Regions from separate parts of the Homo sapiens genome. Here region 2 is linked to region 1. A link is a contact called in ENCODE Hi-C or POLR2A ChIA-PET data. All regions are on one chromosome and are shown on one strand. Each heading gives the region's core, a stretch centred on a gene start or an enhancer-like site at or near the end of the contact. The rest is flanking DNA. Distances are from core to core; before and after follow the strand shown. Region 1 overlaps JAZF1 (JAZF zinc finger 1). Region 2 overlaps JAZF1 (JAZF zinc finger 1).

Region 1 (7,564 bases), core at 369-2,868:
GGCCAAGTCACTCACCTTCTCTAGGAGTCAATTCTCTCATCCAGAACATGAGTATTAAATAAGGCAATTGACATCAAGTACCCAGTATGGTAAGCTCTTAATAAATGTTAGCAACTTTCCTTGCCCTTTTGAAGCTTGATTCCATTTTTTTCAAAGACCAAAGAATTTCAGCAATTTCAGCATTTCAGGTTTCCGGCCATTATTTATTTTTTTTTACTAATATTTCTGAAAGATCAAATTTGTTTCAGGACTGATGAAATAAACTTTGGTGGATCTTTTCAGAGCTCCTCTGGTCTTGTAAAGAGGACGTTCCCGCGGCCTGTAACTGAATGGCTGGATGGAGGAAATGTCTTAATAGAGTCTCACTTGACCTTGTACTAACATTTGCGATAAGGGCAACCCACTGACGCTTGTCAACATTTTTTAATCACAGCAGCAAAGACAAAGGAGTGATGGCACAGCAGGTTCTCTGACCAACCCTGGAAATACTTTATGTTTCTAAATGTGCTTCCTGATTTTTCCAGAGTCATAAAGCTGATGTGTGTGTGGTGTTGGCTGTTTTCTTCACAGTCTCATGCCAGACACACAACATAATGTTTACATTCAAGCTGTGAATGGGCCACAGCGCCTGCCGGAATCCCCTCAGCCCTGGCTTGTCCTTCTCTTGGTGAACGACAGATCTGGCTTCACATTGGACTGGCTTTTATGGCTTTAGCAATTTCTGGTCTTAAATCTTTTTTTTAGCCTAATTAGTTATAAAAACCTCAGCCCTCAATGGAATGGCTAAGCCCTGATACTGTTAAGAGTTGCTGTGCCTTTTTGTTTCTTGGTTAATGCTTTTCTATTTTTGGTTTCCTCTATTTTCTGACAAGGTTTGAATGGTTTTGGGGCACAGAGGTAGCTGGATTATTAATGAGCTGTCCTGCATCAAGTTCCCCATGAAAACAAGGACATGAAATATTTTAGTAGCCCTTCATCCACGGAAAAGGACCCTGCTAGGTGCTCAATATTCGTTGAGCTATACATGGGATATTACTAAGCAGGCAGGTGCACATTTCTAGCATTTGTAACCCAGGATACTTTCCACCATATTAAAGTTGAAAGTCTTTATCTAATGGTCATAAAACTAACATTCACTCTCTTTCTGTCTCTCTCACACACACAATACATGGCTTAAAACAATTATCTTTTACAGTTCTCTGGGCTGCCTGGTTCAACAAGGTGGTTCTCGCCTGGGGTCTCATGCAGTTGCTCTAAGACACCAGTTGGGGCTAGAATCATCTGAAGGCTCACTTGGGCTGGATACACACGTTGGCCTCTTCACTCATGTGCCTGGGCCTCGGAGGGGATGGAACCGCCAGGGACTGGCAGGGCATATCTACCCATCTAACATTTCAGTGGGTCTGATTCTACCACCACCACTACCCTCCCCTTTCCTGCCCCAGTAGGCTCTGAAACCCCCAACATGCCTCTTAACAAGACTGAAGTACCTTATGTTTGAAAGGATTGATGCTGGAAGGACAGGGCTGAGGTGCAGAAGGCCTGGAGCCAGGTGTTCAGGGGAGAGTGTTTGTCCTTCTGCTTCAAATCACTGGACAACCTTCAGACTCTGAGCATAGCCAGCTGCTACTTGGCACCCCTGGGTTCAACAAAGTCCAGCAGAGTTCTCTTCCAAGGACTTTTAAAAAAGCATTCATGTGTACTGCACATCTCTAGTGTAGTAATCACCACCACGTTTATATTTAGTAGCAACCCTTCTTCCAGACTAGTGAGGCGTGAACTTGGGAAGTGCTGTTGTAACTTCATTCACTCACAAAGACTTAGCATCGACAATGTGCCAGGCACTGTGCTAGGTATTCATGAGACAACAGCAGGGAGCTGTTTTCTGGGAGCTCTTTGAAGGCATCCCATGAAGAGTGGGAACAATTTGTGTTGGAATCCTTCAGTTGGGCAAGGGACTGGCTCTAGCAGGACTGGATTTAGGTAATATTTTAGGAAACAGCTCACTCTCCTAAAATCTGTGCTTTTTGTTTCAGGCTGTCTCTTCTGTGTTCCCTTACTCTCTAATCTGGCAATTGCTGACTTGGAAATTAAGACCTATCTCAAATACCACACGTCCGCCGTCCCTTCTTAGATCTTCCACCAGTTACTTACTACCCTCAAGCCCATTTCCTCACCATTTAATTGGGATGAGGATTACTGGTGGTTAAAACTGTAGAGAGTGACTCTTACATAGAATACGGAATCTTACATAGAATATGCTGGTGAACTAGCAAAACCGACAAACAGAAATTTAGAAAGCATTTTGATAACTTTAGTATCCAGATGCTAAGAAGTCCAATCTTAGTGACTAACATTATATAACCTTAAATTTTTAAAGTTCATTGTATGTTTGGAATGTAATACTTAAGGTAAGGACTAGTCTGACTACAGGTGCTTATTAAACATGTACAACTGTACGGCGGGGACAAGATTTGGGCAACAAGTAGCTCCCACAGTGGCATCAGAGATACTGGCTTAGTGCAGAGCAGAAAACTGACAAAAACTCTGGTTAAGGCATGGTAGGGAACTGTTAACACAGTTATCTAGAAGCAAGCTGTAAATTGAGTTTCCAAATCAAAAATTTCTATATGTTAAACTTTTGGGATATGCCCTGATGTTTTTCTTTAGAAAGATATTTTGTTGGTCATGCTGAGGATATTTGTGTAGGATTGTTCACTGTTAACTTTCTTTAGAGTGGAAAAGATTCAGAGGATTTTCTTTATACAGTCTGTAAGTCCTAAATATATATTTTATATAAAATTGGAAGAAATCAGTACTTTCATTTTCAGAGTAATTGAGGCACATCTGAAATTTTGAGTCAGCTGTGTGTGTGACCATCCGTACAGCCCATGACCGACACACCAGAATGTCCTTGAAGGGTCCCAACTGGAGTCCTTGCAAAAGACTACACTCTAAACAGCTGCCATCCAGGAACTGCAATCCAGACCCAAATTGAGGTTTCCGAAGTTTGACAGGTATCCTGTGAATCCATGTAATAAATATTTTTGTCTTCTCCACAGAATGTGAATGGCATAAAGTATCACGCTAAGAATGGTCACAGAACACAGATTCGTGTCCGCAAACCATTCAAGTGTCGCTGTGGGAAGAGTTACAAGACAGCTCAGGGCCTGCGGCACCACACAATCAATTTCCATCCCCCGGTGTCGGCTGAGATTATCAGGAAGATGCAGCAATAACATGCTGGTCATAACTGTGCCAAGAAATCCTCACCAGCAGTTGCTGATTTTGAAAACAGCCACCTTTTTTCAGGGGAAGCATTCAGCAACCCTTTAAAGAAAAAGAATTAAATGCATGCTTTAAATTTTTTCTGTAATTTTGGAATGATGTATCTTTGTAGAGTTAATGATTTTGTACATTTGCACATGTAATCATCATACCCATTTTCATTACTTTGATATAAGGTGCTAAACAAAAAAAGCTCTAGGTTCTTCAGCACATTTCCCCCAAAACAAAATAAAATTGAGGGCATGTTGCATATTGTTGAATTGTATTGCGGTGGTATCAACCTGGGGGGAGGAGGGGCTGGCACTGAGATTTTTTTTTCAAGATTGTAATGTGATTGAAGTTTTCAACACATCAACTCACATATGTTCAAAACCAAAATAATACCTTCATTATCAAACTGGTTACCATGCCTTACATAATGGAGTTAGTATTTGTGAGTAGAAAGACTTTAGGTAATGGAAATATAAATAAGAAAGAATGTTTAACATAATATGCTAAAAATATTTTCATATTTAAATAACATACGTAAAGGTGTGCTTTCTGTGTTTTATATTATCTTGCAAATCCTTTTGCCCTTTAAAAAGCTGAAAATCTTGCCATCTGACTTACTAGTCATTTTAGTGTTATAAATGGCATTTTGTACAAAATAGTCTATTCAGTTCGTTCATTCATTTAACACACATTGATTGAGTGCCTGCTGGGTACAAGGGATTCAATTTATGCCTATTGATATCTGCGGACCAAGATACCCATTTAGTGAAATACTTTTTTCCCTGAAATCTGTTAGAAAAGACTTTGAAATACTTCAGTGCAAAGTGTGTGTGTGTGAAGTTTAGTTATATCTTCATCTTCAGATGAAGTTTTAAAGCACTTTGTAGTTCTCTATTGCCAACAATTTAATGTTTATGTGTTGCCAATTCTTGCAACCACTGCCCTACCAAACCTGTGGGTTGCAAATCAGAACTAAAATTCTAAGCACGTTTCAAAGATGAACACTTTTGTTAAGACCCCTATTGCCTCTTCTTCATGCTCATTTTTTACTTTTTTTAAAAGGTACTTTTCTCATCACATTGTAGAGAGGTCTGCATTCTCATTGGAAATGTCTGTTTAGCTTTATAAAACAAACACTTTGCTGAAATAGGAAAATGAGCCTTATTGACAATTAAGTGCTTCTTGCAGCAGGTGGTCAAAGAAAAGCATGACTAATACGACCTATTAGAGTAATCTACATCTGGACCATTCCTTAAGTTTTTCCTCACCGACAGTACCATCATGCCTTGAGTGTTCTTTTCTCCCAAGTGCTATTCCTTAAACACGAGAGTTTACCAGTTGCCTAATAATGCAATAAAAAATGCTTTGAGATAGCTAACTGCCCATAAAACAAACTCAAATTGCTTATAAAGTTTCTTCCCATGTTCCCATTTGATGAAAAGTCTTACATCACATATAACTGGGAAGCAGGGGTCCCTCCTCAATTTTCAGACATTTTGAAAGGATGACAGTTCTGTTTGTTAGATGAGTAAACCTCTATATTCATAAGTTCTAAAATCCTTCATTATGAGGGATTCAAAGTATTTATAAAAACACTGCCCTCTAAAAATTTCCTCAGATCTGAAGTATGGTCTTGGTCCTGAATATACAGTGTTATCCTATGTTTAAAAGGGTGATCCAGACATGAGACGCAACTAGTTGGTGCATAAGAAGGCCCCACTTGGCTATTTCATATCTACCTACAATTGACCAAAAAAAATTTTTTAGGCCAGCAATTATTATTTAGCTTCGCTCTTTCTAGTGCAAGAAACTGCAGGCTGGATCAGTAGTTCAACAGCTAAACAGTCATAAAATAGTCATTGTGCATGTTAAATTTCTTTCAATGCTTTCAAAGATAAATTCCAATTTCTATTTACTTATTCATTGTGACAGTATTACTAAACAGGTAAGGATGGGAATATTTTGTTATACTGTGTATAGTGAATGTATTGTACTGTGTCTGTGAAAACTGTGCTTTAAATTATATTTTCATATGTTTTGTTGGGGACAGAGCACATTAAGTCTGAAAGCAACAGAGGTTTGTTTTAGAACTGAAGGCAATTTAATCAAAATTCCTGTCAAGAAAAGCTGCTTATAAATGTAAATGAAATCACATTTAAAATAAACTGCCTCTGACCCAAAAATAAATATGGCTCTTTATTTTCCTTAGTGTCCATTATGAAAACCAGTATCAAGTTTACCATGGAAATTAATATATCCATTCAGTTCCTCATTCTAAGGCTGTTCAGTTGATGCATGTAGACTTTATTCCCTTACATTTTTGCTTAGATTAGATTAGGCTGTATTACTTTTCTGTCAATAACAAATTAAGCTTGGACTTACTTACTTAAACTATTTTAAAATAAGTTCTAGGCTAGTAAGATGAACAGTGTCTACTACTATAATAAATATTCCAAGGATACTTTTGGATTAACATGGTCCATAATTATTAACTCCAACAAAAATGCTCCCATTGTTGAACATATTTTACCTAAGTATATAACCTATCTGGAAGCTGAAAGTCTCCAAAGCTATTGCTTCCTAGGACTGCTGTGTCCTAACAGCTGGCATATGAATGCCTCATACTGGTTTGCCCTAGACTCAAAAAACTTTTTAAAGGATTCTAACAATATACAAACTCTGCTTCCACAAACAAATACAAGTGACGACATGATATGCTGCAGTTCACATATAGCAACTCAAAATGCCACCAAGTCTAAATATTAGGTTAACATCTTCAATAGCTAGTTTGCTCAGAACAAATGTAAACTATTTTGATGATAACTACAAAAGCGGCAAAATCAAAAGTTGGTGCTTTAAATTATTCACACGCACATTATAAAAGGGAAAGGGAATACAATTCAGAAGTATTTTAAAGGCCCAAACCAAAAAAAGATGTTCAAGATGCTAGATTAATGAAAAACTTTCACAAATAAATTTGACAACAATGAAATTACAGATCTTGAAAAATGTGTCCTCTTTCTTTAATGTTAGTGACAGTTCTATACAGCACAGACATAACTGAAGAAACACATTACTTTGATTTGGGTTTATGTATTGTACTTTTAATCACTTACTGAGAATATTTCAAATTTATATTCTCATCAGGAAAATGTAAAAAAGATACTGATATATATTCTATGATTTTTATGCCACAAACACCCCTGTTATGAGATCATTTAATAGGAAAACAATTATACTGACATCTCTTGTTCCATTTTCCCATTAGATATATACATACAACTTCAAGATAGTTTAAAAATAATCATTCAGGTTATTCTAAAATTTTGCCATAAAATTAGCAAAGTATGCCTTCTGTTAATTGCTAAAACCAATATTTCACATATAAAAGCATGTGATCTCATTCTACATGCAGCTCCATTTCTGAAAATTAAAAACCTATCATTTCATGGGCTAAATTATAGAACTTTCTATATTCGAAGAACTACTTCATAAGACTGTTATGACAAATGCTTTTTATTACATAATATTTAGTAGTCATGCTCAATCAACAAGGTCAACAGAAACTTGTGAATATTCTGCTAAATAATCTAGCACACTAATACATACACGTTTTTCAGTGCAGTAACATTGAAATAATCCTTGTATCCTTTATTCAGACAGTTCTGCAAACTAGGGAATAAATAAAGATACGAACACACAAGAACTTTTTTTTAAAGCAGGTAAGATTAACAGAGATTAAAATTTATTGATAAGCCAAAGACTGACCCTGATCCTAGTAACACCAAACTCAAAGTAGCTCCTGGTCAGAAAGTGCAGTAAAGGGTGCATGAAAGCATCCGCTCTATGGTCTCCTCAGTGGTCTATTTTAGGTGTGGTTTTTTTTTTTTTTTTTACTGCTAAACTATATTAACTCATAATAAAAAGTAACTAGTCAAAATTTAGAACATTCTGATCAAAATGGGTCTGCACATGCCTTTCAAACACCTGCTGGTCATAGTCAGGAGGGAACTGCTCGCTGCACATCGGGCACACCTTCCAGTGACTTTCAACATGTTCTTCAAATTTGCTCTGATCATAGTTAGGAGGAAACATTAACTCACAGAGGGGACACTTCTTGTGAACATCAAAGCTTAAAGAGAAAAATGAAAGAATTACATGTTTCTAATAAATGTAGAACAACAACTTGTCCATATATGACAAGGTTCCATTTATCTAGTTAGCTGATATTCATACTAAACAACCTACCTTAAAAGTCTTTACTCCAGAAACATTTCTCTGCTTC
Region 2 (7,506 bases), core at 528-3,027, 170 kb before region 1:
CACACCCGGCTAATTTTTTTTATTTTCAGTAGAGATGGGGTTTCATCATGTTGGCCAGACTGGTCTCGAACTCCTAACCTCAGGTGATCTGCCCACCTCGGCCTCCCGAAGTACTGGGCATGAGAAATATTTGGGTCCAGAAATAATTCTATGCCTAGAGTCAGACGTGGGCAATCAAAAACATAAACTTTATTGGAAAGATCAGGAATAGCATACTTTTACCTGCTCCTAAGTTATGGGGCTGTTGACATCCCATTGCAGTAGCTGGATAGCACTTAAAGAGTGGGAATTAGGCAAGGTGGGGTGCCTGGAAAGTGTTCCATGTGCTTCTGGGGCCATGTAAGATGATGTTGGGTCATACAAGAACAAAAATGTTTTATGCTAATAGTTACATAATGCTTATTTTAATTTTGTCATAAAAAATCCATGTTCATTTATGGAAGAGATATAATAAAATCACCTTAAAAGTTAAAATACAAAGGAAAGGCCACCTGGCAATTTAATTAGAGAGCATTGTTACTGAACAGTGTTTCAGGGCTCCATGCTATGAAACAAGTTATTTCTACTCAGGGGAAGCAGCAAATGTGGTCAAATAGCACATACTTTGAAGTCAGACAAACCCAGATTTAAGGCTTTATCTCCTGGTCCTGTGATTTGGGCCTTTTCTGAGCTTTATATTTTCCTCTGGGAAGTGGGGTGGGTCAGGAGATATCTCCCTTACAGGATTTTCATGAGGACTGCACACAGAAAGCAATTCATTTTGTATTGACCCATAGTAGACACGCAGTGATAGTAATAATATCTTTATTATCAGTTATTATTGCTACTTGAGAACTATTGATTGTTCACAAATGTAGTCCCACAACGCAAGCACTAAATGCTTTCAGACCTTACTACCTAAAATAATAATGGTACCTAGTGGGTAAGTTTTTGGTGTTTGGGGTTTTTGTTTTTTGTTTTTTTTGAGACACAGTCTTGCTCTGTTGCCCAGGCTGGAGTGCAGTGGTGCCGTCTTGGCTCACTGTGACCTCCGCTTCCCAGGTTTAAGTAATTCTCCTGACTCAGCCTCCTGAGTAGCTGGGACTACAGGAGCACACCACCACGCCTGGCTGATTTTTGTATTTTAGTAGAGATGGGGTTTCACCAAGTTGGGGTGATCCAGCTGCCTCTGCCTCCCAAAGTGCTGGTATTACAGGCATGAGCCACTGAGCCTGGCCCCTAGTGGGTAAGATTTATTAAGTATTTATCATGTACCAGCCACTGTGCTCTGTGCTGTCTATGGCTTATCTCTTTTAATCCTCTTAATAACCTCTTCATGTGTAGGAGCCATGAGTCACTGTCATCTTTATCTGCTGAGAAACTTGCTCAAGTCACACAGAAAGTAGCAGACTGTCAGTAACTACCATCTTACATTGTCTAAAGAAATTTAAGCCTTTTTTTTTTTTTTTTTAAGCAACAGAAAGTCCAGAGTTAATTCCCAGAAGTCCTTCCACAGAAGCCAAGATTGTCAGGAGCCATCTGCCAAGTGCCAGATAACTGAGAAGGTCCAGGGACTTCCCAGACACCCAAATTCACACCATCAGCGAGATCAATTGAGTTACAGCTCAGCATGCTCCCCTACTCATTAGCAAGTAGAATGAATACACAACTTGCACAGAATCAGGAACGATAAATCCCCAGCTAGCACATAACCTCTGTGGCCCACGAACCTGAACACTGTGTTCCTGGCTGCCACCTGGGTGTGGAGTCGGCAGGCATAATGCTCTAGCCAGCCTGGCAGAGCCTCTTGGACCAGAATTTGACCTGAGTAAGCTGTGACCTATGTGCACTTACATTTGATAACTCTTAGGCAGGGCCATCCAGTCAGTCTGTGTCCAGATGTTCAGCTCTTTCTCCTGTGACTTTTTTTTTTTTTTTTAAGCAATGATTCGGCTTCCCTGGGAGATAGGAAGTAACGAAGGCAATTCCTTTTGTCAAATCCTTGACAAAACTGGCTTCCGAAATACAAAACTAATATACTTGGATACAGCCTGATTTGTTACCAAGGTGAATAATGACAGCACAGGAAAACCACAGTGGTTCTGGCCAATCTGACTTACAGAAAATTCTGAACCACAGAACAACTAAAGTGATGTGGTCTTATTAATTGTAGGCACATACTGTGAAGAAAAATAAATGGTTCCCAGTCAAAGGTCTTGTCAGAACACCCTTACTGAATAGATGAAAACCATATCACAATTCAAAGATTGTGATTTGGTTTTCGAAATACATGAAAACACTAACTTGTCTACATAATTACTAAGCTTAATACTTTCTGTATAGAAAGTGAAAGGGGTGGAAATAAACCTGAGTCCCAAGTGAAGTCAAAATTTAATGATTTCAGGTAGGTCTTGTGGTTCACGCCGTAATCCCAGCACTTTGGGAGGCTGAGGTGGGCAAATCACTTGAAGTCAGGAGTTCGAGACCAGCCTGGCCAACATGGCGAAACCCCATCTCTACTAAAAATACAAAAATTAGCTAGGTGTGGTGGTGCACACCTGTAATCCCAGCTACTTGGGAGACCAAGGCACGAGAATCACTTGAACCCAAGAGGCGGAGGTTGCAGTAAGCTGAGATCATGCCACTGCATTCCAGCCTGAGGGACAGAGCAAGACTTCATCTCAGAAAAGAAAAAAAAAAATTATTTCACTGGATGTCGGACTTATACAACTTTTAAATCACTTCCAGTAGTTCCTTTCCAGTTTCACAATTGCCTTTTTAGTTTGGAAGGGTGGGAGAGATGCAAATTGGTGTAAATAACTTTCCCAACCAGTTCTCTATCCCTTTTCCAGTTTCTGAGCCTTCTCAGAGTCTGTAATAGTAATTGCCAACCCTGACTGCATATTAGAATCTTTGGGGATGGGTCCTTGGCATCAGACTTTTTTTTTTTTTAAGTTACCCAGGTGATAATAATGGGCAGTTCTGGCTAGAAACCATTGGCCCTCTAGGCTCTTGTTGATTTAGAAATGGCTGAAACCACAGGAGACAAACTCACAGATGGGATCATAGGCGTCAGGTATTAAGCCTGTAGCATGGGTGTTTCTTCTTAGCTTGGGAACACCTACTCCAACTGGCTCATCAGGTACCCCCCCTTTCTGGTTATCCCTGCCATTTCTCTAAAGTCCAGGTACTTAAATCACAAAACATGCAAATAGTGATTCTTACACTTTATTAGAAAAGCTGATACTTCTACACTAGATTATTCTTAGATCAATATAAGTCACATCCTCTATAGTCCAGTCTGCTTGAGAGCTGAGACCTTTTTGTATGTGTGTTGGCAGGGGTGGGTAGGGGCAGGCAGGAGGACCTTCAATGCCTAGCACCCAATACTTGACGTATATATTTGGCCATCTGTAAATATCCATTATTGATTATTTTCATCTTATTTTGTGTTTTCCTGATTGGGCTTACTTCTTTATAGACTTCTTTTCCTTCTAGACTCCCAGCTTGTCCTAAATTTATATTTGAGTCAAGGGAAAGGGAGGAAAATTTCTTTCAGTGCAGATAGGAGAGATGTCACGGTGCATGTAGGTTTCAGGTAAATGTGATGCATGATGTCAGAGCTGCCCTTTAAAGAAAAAAAAATTTTGGCAGGTGGAGGTGGGATAGGTTATAGGAAATGGAGAGGAACAAATGGGAACAGATCTGCATTAATAAATATTCAGACTGAGCCCCACTCCTATGTCAGTGTTTGTAGGTGGTGTTATTACATGTAGTATTGGGTGATGGAAGTTGTGCGCACACTCATTTTTCACTTTAATTGCCTGCCTGAAAAGATCCTGACAGCTTCAAAGGTTACTGTTGGTTGTATTGTTCATAACTCAGAAGTAATATGCATGTGCAATTTGCTTCATTATTGCCCACTAATAACTAATTCTGGAGAAAGTCTTAAAACGACCAAAAGAGCCATAATTTGACATGATGATTTTTTCCTCCTCTTTCTCCCAGTCTTTAACCATTCCTGTTTAGAGTTAGCCACAGAGGCTGTGGTGATTCAGGTGTGATTTTACTCTGATTTTCTTTCCCTGCACTTAGTATGATACATTTTTAAAGAGGTTTTTTTTTTCTTTTAAATCCAAGAAAATAAAATGAAACATGAAATATTTCATGTTTCAGATGAGAGTTTTAGGTCCAACAAAATAAACCAGAATTCCGGTTGTTTTGTATTTCAGTCAAGTTTTGGTTTGACTTCATGTAATTGAAAAACCTTCAAATATATGGCTTAATTGGAAGATAAGTTTATTTCTTTCACTTTAAAGAAGGCTGGAGGTGCTCAGTTCAAGAGTAGTATAGAGCTTCACCCAATCAGGGATCCAGACTCCTACTGTGTTGCTTCACCATGTATGACTTCCATTCACAAGATTATCTCATACCCAGAATTTCTTTCAGGCAGCCTGAAAGAAATCTACCATATTAAGGAGGCTTCCTGAAGCCTTATCCTGTTGGCCAAGACTTAGTCACATGAATGCACCTGGCTCAAGGAATGCTGGGAAGTGTGGTTTTTATACCAGGAAGCCATGTTTCTAAGCATTATGGAGGGAAAGGGGGGAAAATAGCTCTTGGGCAGCAGCCAGCAGTCCCAGCCACACTTAAGTGAGTGATGAATTCTTAGATTTTCTATGTACCATTATGCCACATAAAATGGAAATAATCCAGAACAATGCAAGTTTTAGTTTCAAAACGCCTTATGGACTAAAGAACTGAGCAGTAGTTACACTTAACATGCTTGCTAATTTAATCCACATTTCAACCCTAGGGTGAAAGGACTATCCTTATCAACTTCTTGTGGATGAAAAAAACTGAGGCTTAAAGAAGTTAGACAGCTAGGATTGAATTGAGGCAGTTTGACTTGTATGCAACAACAAATGTGCCAATAAGAGGTCGATTGTCATAGTAAGCCTTGGAGACTCGGGTACCAGATCAAAACTGAACTCAGGGCCAATTTTTATTCTATTCTTTTTTCCCCCCCGTCTTTCATAGTCATCTTTTGGGAAATTTACCATTCAGTTGGTTTCAAATGCAGCACAACCTCTGGCTTTTAAAAAATCCCTGCTGGAATTCCACTGGGCCTAGTAGGTTCTCAGCCAGTATTTGGCCAAGTTATATGATAAGCAAGTTTTTAATCAGGGTAGTTGGGGTTTTATGGAATATGATTGTTTTGTTTTGAGAGACATGCTTTGGTTCAGTTGTCTGTTGGAATGTGTGGTGTTATGATGGGATTCTTCAGCACTTCACTTCCTATCTATACCATGAGTCTTTTATCTCCCCTTTGAGTTCCAGACTTCTTGGTTCTGCAGAATATCTTACCACATGTCAGAAGCAGACCTCATATTCTTGTCTATCAAACTCCTTTTCACCTTCTAGTTACTTCTTTGTTTTTGTAATGAAATACTCAGATCTATAACATAAGAAAAGTCTTCTATTTCCAGTTCTTTTTCATCGAATCTTATATTTCTACATCCCAGTTTCCCGCCCCCGCCCAGTCCTCCCTGCCACCACTGGTTATTTTTCTAAAACATGGGCCATACCAGTTTATACCTTCAGTGCTCTGCATCGTCTGCAGAACTAAGTTTGAACTCTTGGAAAGCATTGCAAGCCTTTTGTGATGTGACCCAATCTGCATTTCAGGTCTCTTGCCAAGTTCCAGCCCCACTGACTTCTTGCCACCCCCTGCTCCTTTCTATTAAATACTTCTGTTTATCTGCTCAAACTGTCTTCTATTCAGACTCATCATTTTCTCATCTTTTCTGAATGTAGATTTAGTTCAAGGCTTATGTAAATTTTTCTTTCAAGAAGTTCCTCTCAGTTGCACAGAGAGTCATGTTTTGTTTCTAGAGTAGTAAGTATATTCCTCTATATTGACAAACATTGTAGTCTGTCTTAGATTATTGGTTTTTTTTGTTTAGGTTTTTTGTTTTGTTTTGTTTTGTTTTGTTTTTTTTGAGACAGGGTCTCACTCTGTCACCCAGGCTGGAGTGCAGTGGCACGTTCTCGGCTGACTGCAACCTCTATCTCCCGTGTTCAAACGATTCTCATATCTCAGCCTCACATGTAGCTGGGATTACAGGCACGCCACCATGCCTGGCTAATTTTTGTATTTTTATTAGAAGTAGAGTATTGTCAGGTTGCCCAGGCTGGTCTCGAACTCCTGACTTCAAGTGATTTGCCTGCCTTGGCCTCCCAAAGTGCTAGGATTACAGACATGAGCCACTGCGCCCGGCCAGATTATTGTTAACTGTGAATTCTGTTCATCTTTTTCGCTCAATTGTGAACCTACTGACTTAAAGTTTCCCCTAAGCAACTAAACATGGCAAGAATTCAATGTCTTTTTTAAATGAATTCAATTTATTTGTCTCCATTAAGAAAATAAGAACTGGCTAGGCGCTGTGGCTCATGCCTGTAATTCCAGCACTTTGGGAGGCCAAGGCCAGTGGATTGCTTGAGCCCAGGAGTTCGAGAACACTCTGGCCAACATGGTGAAACCCCATCTCTACTAAAAACACAAAAATTAGTCAGGTGTGGTGGCGGATGCCTGTAATCCCAGCTACTCAGGAGGCTGAGGCATGAGAATCGATTGAACGTGGGAGGCAGAGGTTGCAGTGAGCTGAGATCCCACTACTCCATCCTGGGTGATAGAGTGAGACTCTTGTCTCAAAAAAAAAAAAAAAAAAGAAAGAAAGAAAGAAAGAAAGAAAAAGAAAATAGGAGCACTTATCTAGGTCCAAACAGCCTCTGTGTTGTTCTTCTCTTGTTGTCTCCTCACCAGCCTTCTGGCTTCTTGATTTAGACTGCAGAAAACAACAAATTATCACCTAGAAGCAATCTAGGAGCAATAGCTCTGTTTCTCATAATATTCGTGTAGTTTTAAAGCAGGGTTTCTCAACTTTGACATTATTGACATTTTAGACCAGATGACTCTTTGTTGTAGGCGCTACTCTGCGTGCGTATGTAGGGTGTTCAGCAGCATCCCTGCCCTCTACCCCCTAGATACTATACTGGAACCCTCCCTCCAGTTGTTAGCAGACTTTGCCAAATATCCCAGGGTGTGGATGGGGGGTCGGGGGGGTGCTGCAAAATTGCCTGCAGTTCAGAACCACTCTTCTGAAGTATCTCTAAAAAGTGTCTCTATAAATATTCTACAACTAATACTAATACTGCAACTAATACTCTTCAACTCACTGCTTTTCTACAGTATCCACAGACCTCTCCCCTATGCTGTTCTTAGGTTTCCCGCCCTCACCTGTGAATGATTCGCTACGCTCACTCCCTTCAAAACCTGGCTCAGTTCCCATTCATCAGTAAAGCCTGCCCAGATTAGCCCTGTCTGCCCTCTGTCCCTTATTATTGTGAATTGTACATCATTTTATAGCCCTCTGAACATCTGTGCTTGGTGGGATGTATTTTGATGGAAGTATATATCCTGGTAAAGTCATTTACCATGGGCCTGTTTTCCCCTCCTGTTTGCCT

The links. Hi-C counts contacts between places; a loop is a spot of excess contacts on that map. ChIA-PET counts read pairs that join two places held with the same protein, here RNA polymerase II (POLR2A). Pooled maps may share reads with other maps.
Region 2: a map of heart left ventricle shows a loop between it and region 1 (4-fold over the local background). The contact joins two enhancer-like sites. A Hi-C loop is called at or near these places in 2 of 168 maps with a recorded cell type or tissue (Right ventricle myocardium inferior and heart left ventricle) and 3 of 50 pooled maps. POLR2A ChIA-PET finds 5 or more read pairs at or near these places in 1 of 52 experiments (PC-9).

What each region holds. Positions count from the first base shown.
Region 1 is chr7:27,828,475-27,836,038 of GRCh38, reverse strand. It overlaps JAZF1 (JAZF zinc finger 1), which reads left to right. Exons shown (of 5, transcript NM_175061.4): 5 at 3,063-5,462. The coding sequence ends at 3,239. TAX1BP1 (Tax1 binding protein 1) reads right to left here. Exons shown (of 17, transcript NM_006024.7): 17 at 6,272-7,411. The coding sequence ends at 7,210. Among named protein-coding and RNA genes, the nearest start is that of TAX1BP1-AS1, 92 kb to the right of the region's middle. Within about 2 kb of position 1,618, at least 5 of the 41 ENCODE cell types and tissues checked have a DNase peak (open chromatin) inside an H3K27ac peak, as active enhancers do.
Region 2 is chr7:27,999,827-28,007,332 of GRCh38, reverse strand. The region is part of intron 1 of JAZF1 (JAZF zinc finger 1); the gene reads left to right. Among named protein-coding and RNA genes, the nearest start is that of JAZF1-AS1, 180 kb to the left of the region's middle. Within about 2 kb of position 1,777, at least 4 of the 41 ENCODE cell types and tissues checked have a DNase peak (open chromatin) inside an H3K27ac peak, as active enhancers do.